Regions from separate parts of the Homo sapiens genome. Here all the other regions are linked to region 1. A link is a contact called in ENCODE Hi-C or POLR2A ChIA-PET data. All regions are on one chromosome and are shown on one strand. The core of a region is the stretch at or near the end of the contact, and the rest is flanking DNA. Distances in the headings are between cores, read along the strand shown. Region 1 overlaps RAB8B (RAB8B, member RAS oncogene family). Region 2 overlaps LINC02568 (long intergenic non-protein coding RNA 2568). Region 3 overlaps CA12 (carbonic anhydrase 12).

The links. Hi-C counts contacts between places; a loop is a spot of excess contacts on that map. ChIA-PET counts read pairs that join two places held with the same protein, here RNA polymerase II (POLR2A). Pooled maps may share reads with other maps.
Region 2: a loop to region 1 is called in a pooled map, with 2.2 times the contacts of the local background. The contact joins two enhancer-like sites. A Hi-C loop is called at or near these places in 1 of 50 pooled maps. POLR2A ChIA-PET finds 5 or more read pairs at or near these places in 4 of 52 experiments (CD4-positive, alpha-beta T cell, OCI-LY7, T-cell and 1 more).
Region 3: a pooled map shows a loop between it and region 1 (6-fold over the local background). The contact joins two enhancer-like sites. A Hi-C loop is called at or near these places in 4 of 50 pooled maps. POLR2A ChIA-PET finds 5 or more read pairs at or near these places in 6 of 52 experiments (GM10248, PC-9, T-cell and 3 more).

What each region holds. Positions count from the first base shown.
Region 1 is chr15:63,192,674-63,195,725 of GRCh38, reverse strand. The region is part of intron 1 of RAB8B (RAB8B, member RAS oncogene family); the gene reads right to left. Among named protein-coding and RNA genes, the nearest start is that of RAB8B, 4.6 kb to the right of the region's middle. RefSeq lists an enhancer at 1,518-2,018. Within about 2 kb of position 1,650, at least 17 of the 41 ENCODE cell types and tissues checked have a DNase peak (open chromatin) inside an H3K27ac peak, as active enhancers do; they include CD4-positive, alpha-beta T cell, where a contact is called at or near this core.
Region 2 is chr15:63,435,351-63,438,402 of GRCh38, reverse strand. It overlaps LINC02568 (long intergenic non-protein coding RNA 2568), which reads right to left. Exons shown (of 7, transcript NR_120375.1): 7 at 867-1,440. Among named protein-coding and RNA genes, the nearest start is that of LINC02568, 47 kb to the right of the region's middle. Within about 2 kb of position 1,407, at least 25 of the 41 ENCODE cell types and tissues checked have a DNase peak (open chromatin) inside an H3K27ac peak, as active enhancers do; they include CD4-positive, alpha-beta T cell, where a contact is called at or near this core.
Region 3 is chr15:63,373,348-63,376,399 of GRCh38, reverse strand. It overlaps CA12 (carbonic anhydrase 12), which reads left to right. Exons shown (of 11, transcript NM_001218.5): 2 at 722-742. Among named protein-coding and RNA genes, the nearest start is that of CA12, 7.0 kb to the left of the region's middle. Within about 2 kb of position 1,632, at least 12 of the 41 ENCODE cell types and tissues checked have a DNase peak (open chromatin) inside an H3K27ac peak, as active enhancers do.

The DNA of each region.
Region 1 (3,052 bases), core at 401-2,900:
CACAGGAGAGCTGATGTCCAGAGCTGGGTGAAGACAGGCAGACCTAGACTCGAGCTGGCCTGAGGCCAGCAGCTCCCTGCTCATCCACTTCAGGATCTATGGTTCTTTTCAGATTCAGTTATTGGATTCAATTCAAAAATATACTGCTAAATTTTTCTTTGTCCTCAAAGACTAGACTTATTTACCTCTAAAACAATATCTAAACCTATTTCCCTCCAGCTTTTCTCAGTGGATCCAAACAATCTCGCTGCTGTTGCCAAGAGAACCTCCTCCCTGACTTGCTGCCTGCAGAACAGCTGGTGAAGCTCTTCATTAAAGTACACATTCTTCAGACAGATCCATATTTGTACCCAAGACTCAGTTTCCCCATGCCCATCCTTTATATGTAGGAAGGCTTTTTTCATTCACTAGAACATTGATTGAAGAGATGAGTTTAATCCTTTATGATCAAGTATTAAATTCTACTTTTTCTGAACCAGAGTCGTTATCAATGCTATTGCTTAGATGGGAAATCTACTGGCAGCTTTGAAAGAACACAATGACATTAAAATAAGGCTTTATGTACAAAATGTTCAATATGAACTTGCATGTTCCTTGCATATTTTTGTTTGAGAAGTTGAAACCAAGGAAAACAACTATGAAAATGAAAATCAACTTGCTCTACGTATCTGGATTATGCTCAGCCAAATGTTGATGTCATCTTGGATAAAAATGTAAATATGACAAAGTTTGTTTTTCAGTCAATAAGTCTTGATAAAAGCTTTGAAATGCTACCAACCAAAAATAGTTTTTAATTTTAAGTAACGGTCAGCAAACTTTCTACAAAGAACCAGTTAGTAAATATTTTTAAGCTTTGTGGGATACATATGGTCTCTTTTGCATATTGCTTTATTTTTTAATAACCTTTAAAATATAAAAACCATTCTTAGCCTGTGAGCTACACAAAAACAGGCTGCAGGTCACACTTGGCCCATAGGCTATAGTGTGCTAACCCCTGATTTTAAGGAAAGTGAACCCAAGAAAAATATCCAGTGTTACAGAATAAAATGTCTAAAAGTACTCTGATGAGACTAAGCTACAACAATTACTAACATACCCCCATTAATATGATTTCATTAGTTACTTTACGTATGGAAGAAATTTTAATGATAGGATACACTTTGATCTCCTAATGTGAAACTATAGACACAGAAAGGGCAAAGGACAGCTATGCGCTGAGTTATTCCAGTATAAACTCCAACAGAACTCAGAGTCATTGTAGTAACATTTGCTATTCACCTGAACAGACTCGGCTAATCAAAACAGAAATGTCTTAACTTTCCTCACATAAAGGCGTATGTGCAAACTCTAATTCTTCCCTGGAAAAGGTGATGACTTGAATTAATGGGGATAATCATACTGATTAGGAATAGTAGCAACTCAGTTGTGAAAAGTGACATAGACTTGGATCTGGGGTTTCACTACAGGATCTGCTATAATCAGCTGTGTAATTTTGAGGGTGTCAATTAAACCTTCATTTTTTTTTTATTTATAAAATTGGGACAGGAATAAAGTAGATAATATCTAAGACTCTTTCTGCTGTTAAACTATGACTATACTAAATAGTGAAACCACTCAGGAAATACCTAACAGGAAGAAGGGGGCAGGGCAGCAGAGAGACGGCAAAGGGAAGAAGCTCTGATTGTCCTGTCAAGAGGACAGGGCTGGGTTATCTCTTTTTGTTAAACCAGCACCTTTTTCTGTCCAGAGCCATTTCAAGACGTCGGTATGCCCTCATATCAATATTAAAATGCATCCATTTCCCAGAGGAAATATAATCTATAGCTAACTGTATCATCATTCCTAGTTGTCTTTATGTTACATTTTACAGGCACTTAATTAAATGTTTTTGATGTTGTTGTTGTTGTTGTTTTTTGAGATGGAGTCTTGCTCTGTCGCCCAGGCTGGAATGCAGTGGCGCGATCTCAGCTCACTGCAAGCTCGGCCTCCCAGGTTCACGCCATTCTCCTGCCTCAGCCTCCCAAGTAGCTGGGACTACAGGTGCCCGCTGCCACCCCCGGCTAATTTTTTGTATTTTTTAGTAGAGACGGGGTTCACCGTATTAGCCGGGATGGTCTCAATCTCCTGACCTTGTGATCCGCCTGCCTTGGCCTCCCAAAGTGCTGAGATTACAGGCATGAGCCACTGCGCTTGGCCAATTAAATGTTAATTATGATTACATAAGGGTTTTTAGAGCCAATAAAAAAAATTCAATTTTCAAACATTTGGAGTGAAAGGCGAGTTGGTCCTAGGCACTTGACCAATAATTTCAAATGGATAAAACATCCTTTCCTCACAGTTAACTAAACTATTGACAGATATACTAGAAGATCTTCAAAAAGTCAGATACAAGAAAATCTACCTTCCAACACCCCTCAAAGAGCAAAAAGGAAATGAAGGGACCTGAGATATCAGAGAAGATAGCAAAACCTTATTTATTTACTTATCTATTTTTTAGAGACAGAATCTTGCTCTGTCTCCCAGGCTGGAGAGCAGTGGTGCAATCATAGCTTACTGTAATAACCTTGAACTCCTGGGCTCACGTTATCCTCCTGCCTCAGCCTCCCAAGTAGCTAGTACTAAAGGTGTGCACCACTCCACCTGGCTAATTTTTTAATTTACTTTTTGTAGAGATGGGGTCTTGCTATGTTGCCCAGACTGGTGTCAAACTCCTGGCCTCAAGTGATCTTCCTGCCTCAGCCTCCCAAGTAGCTAGGAATACAGGCATACACCGTTTGGTGAATTTTTGTATTTTTGTAGAGACAGAGTCTCGCTATGTTTCCCAGGCTGGTCTTGAACTCCTGGCTTCAAGTGATCCTCCCACCTCAGTCTCCCAAAGTGCTGGGGTTACAAGCTTGAGCCACCACACCCAGCCAATAGCAAGACCTTAGAGAAGTGAGAAGAAGAAAGTATCTCTGAGACAACTGTATCTGGAATCAAAATGACTGTCTCCTTCCCTTCGTGATGACAGAACCCCTATCAAAACAGTGTCGAAAGATGGCAGATTACCATT
Region 2 (3,052 bases), core at 158-2,657, 240 kb before region 1:
TTATTCCCATTTCCCCTGATATCTCTCCCTTAAGCTGATCACAATTAAAAAACAAGGTTAAAACAATAATTCAAGCTTCATTGTTTTAATTTGTGTTTATTGAAAGAGTTTTAAATACCCTGCTCTTATTTTTAAATTGGATGGATAGAATATTTTGTGAATGGTGAAGCCATCAAGCAACAAAATTTATTTTTGACTAACACACCAGAGTTTTTACATCAGAATGTTTTGAAACTACTTGGAGAGAATTCTTTCTCAGATCCTCAATGAGAGCAAGATCTTCCTTTGGGGGAAGATTTTTAGAAACAGCCAAAAATGAGTAAAATCTCTGAGGCTTTAACAGCTATCCTTAGCATTCTCTAACAAGGTTTACACTTTTCTTTCCTAGTGCCTTGGGCAAGCTCCCTTGGGTTCCACCCTCCAATACCCTCCCAAGTATACCTGCTCGGTGACAGGATCTGGGGACAGGGCAGTTACTCTAGGTTCTTCTGTTCATAGGGCCTGCCCTGGCCCTCCTCTAGCCCTACCCTTCTCCATGGGTCAAGGATCTCATGGGCCCAAGTGGCTCTGTCCCACTAGACCCTCCTTGAGGCTCCAGAAACTCCCAAGTTTCCTGCCCAAGAGTCCCCAAATGCATTTTCAGGGCCCGTGTGGCCTCTCCTTCCATCTCTCCAGCCAAGGGCAGACTGCCCTGCTGCTGTGCTTACCCTTGGCCAAGGGGGGAAAGGGCAGCTGTTTGTGGGGGGCTGGGGTATCGAGGGGCATTCACCCAAGATCCCTCGTGGTGTGAGACAGAGCTGGGAGTGAAAGAAAATGGGGGAGGGGAGACCTCGAGGTTGGGGGCCCTCCCCTAATGCTGTATTTTGACTTGGAACTTTAAGGAGTGTGAAAATTCTAAATCTGAACCTGGCATTCCATCTCGTTATGAAAGTATTTGTCAAGCTAGGAGGATAGAACATATTTGATTTCATGTTATGTTAGCTTGATTTATAAGTTTAAATACTGAGGCATGTGGTCCGTGGCCTCTGTTTATACTCTTGCCCTGCATGGGTTAAGAGGCCTGAGCTGGGGCAGGCCGGTTGCTCTGGCCTGGTGTCTGCCTCCCAGCTTGGAAGACCCCATCTTCACCCCAGATCCCAGCTTTTAGCTCCCCCTTGGTGTCCTATTACTGGGCTCAGGGCCAGCCTCTTTCACCCCTCCAGCCAACCCTGGTTCTGAGAGCCCTGGGAAGGGAATTTCAACAATTGGGAACCAAACCTGGTGAATCAGGCTGGGACTCAAGCTTTTGTTTTGTTTGCTTGTGTTTGTTTCAAGATGTGGGAGGCCATGAAAGAGGAGGGCTGCTTTCTTCTGTGGCAGGCTGTCTCTTCCGGCAGCTCCACAAGAGATCTGGGGAGTTGGCAGCAGGCCAGTTGCAGGAAGTAGACGGTAGTTGGAGCTCTACTGAAACAGAGAGATCAGATGTGTCAGACAGGGAGACAGTGGAGCCCAGATTCAGGGCAAGACTGTGAGTGAAGCCTGCAAAGCCATACCAGAGCTAGATCCAGGAGGAATGACTGAGCGCTGGTCTGTAGGGGACAGCAGAACCCCCTAGAAGTGTGTTTCTCAACACTCCTCTCACGGAGAGCACTGTGAGGCATCAGGAGGAGGTCTTAGTCCAGGGTGGGAGTGTAAGACCCCCAGGGGCATGTTGATGACAGCAGAGTTTGTGCAATGCCTCCTGGGATGGTGGGCTGAGTGACTGCAGGACTTCCTTCTGTTTGGGGCCCTGTTCTCTTCTGGACTCACTGCAGGCTCTGAGATGGAGTGTCTGATGGCACCATGAGTGATGAGTAGACCAGGGTATATGTAACAAGGCACTAAAGCAGAGGGCATGCTTCAACTGGCAGAGGTCCTGTTCATGGTCCAGCCCTCCAGCAGCTGTCCTGACTGGCCTCTTCCTTGCCAGAACTCTCATGGCCAATGAGTCCGGACTTCATATTTCTCCACTTACTAAATCTACAGATGTGTACCCTGTCCCTCTACATGATAGGTCCCTCTACATTATCCCGGTAGCAGTGATAAGGCCTGACATTCTAGTGGGGTAGACAGACAAGAAATGTTACTGGCGGCGAATCTGTACAGGTCTGCAGCAACCTCAGTTCTTGCCCCCTCAGAAGGAAGAATTCGACTGAGAGACATAAGGCAGAAGGAGAGGCCGAGGCAAATTTTGGAGCAGGAGTGAAAGTTTATTAAAAAGCTTTAAAGCAGGAATGAAAGGAAGGAAAGTACACTTGGAAGAGGGCTAAGTGGGTGACTTGAAAGACAAGTGAGCTTTGAGCTTTTGACTTGGGGTTTTATACGTTGGCATACTTCCGGGATCTTGCGTCCCTTCTCCCCTCATTCTTTCCTTGGGGTTGCCTGTTGGCATGCACAGTGGCCTGCCAGCACTTGGGAGGTGAGCATGCGCAGTGTGTTTCCTAGAGTTGTACGCATGCTCACTTGAGATGTTCTCCCCTTTCCAGTCAAGTGTTCCTATAAGGTCATATACCAGTGAAACTCCACCATTTTGCCTTTGAGCTCACATGTGTGAGCCCACTCACCCAATTCCTGATCTTATCAGGAAGCTACTGATCACTTGTTTCAGGTTTTTTCCTATCTATAGGGAGACTGCCTTTCCCTGGAGCTGGCTGTGACGGATGATTCCTTAAGAGAAACTGTTAACAACCGCCCGACCATCACCTAATGTTCGCCTGACATTCCTGGTGGTGAGGCGGGGGTGGCTCTCTCCTCCTGTTTATGCCTGACTAGCTGCCCACTGTAACACAAAGACACAGAAACATACAAATGCATCTCAGTAGGACCAGAAAGCAGGGTCTGAGTGTAGAGTGTGACTGGGAGGGGGGACTGTTTTACATGGGGAAGGGGGGATCGGAGTAGGCCTCTCTGAGCAGGTGACATTTGAACAGAGGCCCCAAAGGAGTGAAGGAGCCAGGTGGGTACTGGAGAGAGAAACAGCGTTGGGCAGAAGGGTGTGAAATGAGTGAGGGGAGGGTGGTGGAAATGAGGACGG
Region 3 (3,052 bases), core at 383-2,882, 180 kb before region 1:
CCCAATCATCAGCTAACCTCCTTGTCTAATGGAAGCAGGGAAGGTAGAGTGGGAAGAAGAGCTTCTACTGTATATACCATTTGATGGCTTTTGGGTTTTGAGCCACATGAAATTATTGCCTATTCAGGTAATAAAGTTTAGCTTCTCTAAGATGTCTGGAAGGCACCTGCTCAAGAACCCCCTCCTGCTTCCATGAGCCTCTGCATGAACCAACTGCCTGTGCTGCTGACTGGAGCACAGTTGCCCTGAGAAGCTGCTGTTCTGATGCAGACTCAGAAAAAGTTTCAATTTGGCCGGGCATGGTGGCTCACGCCTATAATCCCAGCACTTTGGGAGACCAAGGCAGGCGGATCACCTGAGGTCGGGAGTTTGAGACCAGCCTGACCAACATGGAGAAACCCCATCTCTACTAAAAATACAAAATTAACCAGGCGTGACGGTGCGTGCCTGTAATCCCAGCTACTCAGGAGGCTGAGGCAGGAGAATTGCTTGAACCCAGGAGGCAGAGGTTGCAGTGAGCCGAGATCGCGCCACTGCACTCCAGCCTGGGCAACAAGAGCAATACTCCACCTTGAAAAAAAAAAAAAAGAAAAAGAAAAAGTTTCAATTTCTGGGCATCGACCTCCTTTTCAATTTCGCTCATATCAAAACAAAATCTGTAGTGTTTTCCATTACTCATCTGGTTCCATTGTACTTACTTACTGTGTTTTGTTCTTTGTAGGTTCCAAGTGGACTTATTTTGGTAAGTAGAGATTTTAAATACTTTTTTGTTGAAAAGAAAATAGAAATGGTTGTATTTAATGAGAAAAACAGAAACTTCATGCTCTGTGGAGGTGATTTTGAAGGGTCGGAAGCACAGTTCTTGTATTGTAGAAAGAGAGTACAAAGGCATCTCCTAAGAACACTTCAACTTGGGTTGCATACTGCACTTTCTCCAAGCAGGCGAGCCTGCTCCAGGCACAGGACTGTGAGTCATAGTGTCCAGGCTTCAGATTCCTGCAAGGATTTCTACCAAACCTCCAAGATTTGGAGGTAACTTGCCCCACCTCCGGACTGCAAGGGTCCTGGGCAGGAGAGAGCCTTTCTCCCTTGCAGGACACATATCCTATTATAAACAAAGAAGAAAGGGCTCCTCTCTGAAAGTTTGGCTGAGGTCCCAGAACTTAAGCTGTCAGTATGTCTAGAATTAACTTCTTGTTGCCGTGATTGTAAGCTAGCGATGGATGAAGAGGTGTTGGTCAGTGCTTAGTGAAAGAGGGATGCTTGTCTTAAATGAAGCGAGAGGAGCACCAGTGTGCTTGTTGCCTGGGCTTTCTGTGGGACGGTCTCCAAGAGCATGTTAGCCCCATCTGGCAGGCCTGCCAGAGAAGCAGCTGGAAATCAGCTTAGCTGGAGAGTTGCAGTGAATTAGAAATTGGTCATTGGCTGGAATGGATGTGGCAGGCCAGACACCTGAGTCCCCTGGCCAGTGCGGGAATGTTGATAATGTCTTGTTGGGGCACAGCCACAGAAGATGCACAAGATCGATTGTTTTGGTAGCAGAAGGGTGGAACTGACTCACTGGCACAGGAGGCATTTTAAGCAAGCAGGGTTGTGGCCAAAGTTAAAGCCACAGGATGCAATGGCTGTGGGCGGGGACAGGCGGGAAGTTGATTACTACAGTGGAAGCACCGTCCAGAGAAAGATCTGACACCAATTTGCATAGGTCAGCCTTTGGAGGTTCACCAGCCCAAGATGCATAGAAAAGTCACTGAACTGACCAACCAGCTACCCACAGGCCAAGGTCCCCTCAGCCCCAGCACTGCACGGCTCCGTTATTGCTAACATCCCTTATGTACTGATTATGTGCACAGCACATTGCTAAGTGGGTGGGTAATAGAAGGGTAGGCTGTGGTCCATAGTTGGGAATTACTTAAAGCTCACAATTCAAAGCAGAACATAATAGGTAATAATAACATCATAAACAAATGCTTCAGAGATCTGAGTGCTCAAAGGAGGGCGAGTGTGCTAGGGCTAGATGGTCAGGGAAGGCCTCCTGGAGGAGGAGGGCTTTCACCTGGGCCTTGGAAGATAAGGAGGATTCGGTGAGTGGGGAGTGGGTGCTGTTGGCTAAGGTGATGTTGAGCAGAAGCAAGAAAGAGCAAGGTGGTGTTCGAGGAAAGCATGTGGAGAAGGGTTGATAGCGGAGTCACGGGCTCTAAGGTCAGAGAGATAGGCTGGGTCAAACAGGGGAGGTGTGGAGGGTCAGGGCAGGCCTTTCCCACTTTGTCCTGCTCCTGGAGGGGCAGGGCAGGGAGTAAGTCTGTGTTTTAGGAAGAGTTACTTGGTGGTAGGAGGTGGAGGGGGAAGGATGGAGGGAGGCAGGAAGGTGTTTGGCCTGTGGAGAAACCCCGTTCCGTGTCTTCACATCCAGTTTACAGTGGTGGCAGTGAGGGGGAAGGCCAGGCCAGGATAAGAGAACTGACAAAGTAAGAATCGCAGAATCTGGGCCACAGGGCCCCTTGGGCAGGTTCCGTGTGTAGGAGGTGACAGGCATGGAAAGAAGGTGGCACTTGGGTTCTGGGCTTTATTCCATATGATCCCCAGTAAGCCATTTCAGCCCCAGGACTTCACTTTCCCCATCTGTAACCTGGAGGAGGGGTTGTCTAGACCAGTGTTTCTCAAACTACGGCTTGGGATCACCCACATCAGGATCACCTGGAATACTTCCCCAAAATGCAGATTTCTAGGCCTTGGGCTAGACCTGGGAAAGGGAGGGAGCCTGAAAAACCTGTATTCTTAACGCACTCCCCAAGTGATTCTTAGCTGCACTCTATCAGAGAATCACTGACCCATGGTTCCCAAGACCTGTCTATCCAGAGAGAGGAAGCTTGCCCCACCTCTTCTGCTGGCCTCTCAGGTATGATAGAAACACAGATCACATCTCTACGGGGTCCTCTATCCCTATCTCTCTGTTACAGCCCTCCTGGGCAGAATGAGATGGCGACAGGGAACAGAGACATTGTGTGAAGGTGTGGGAGGACAAATTTTTTTTTTTTTTTTGGAGTCTCAT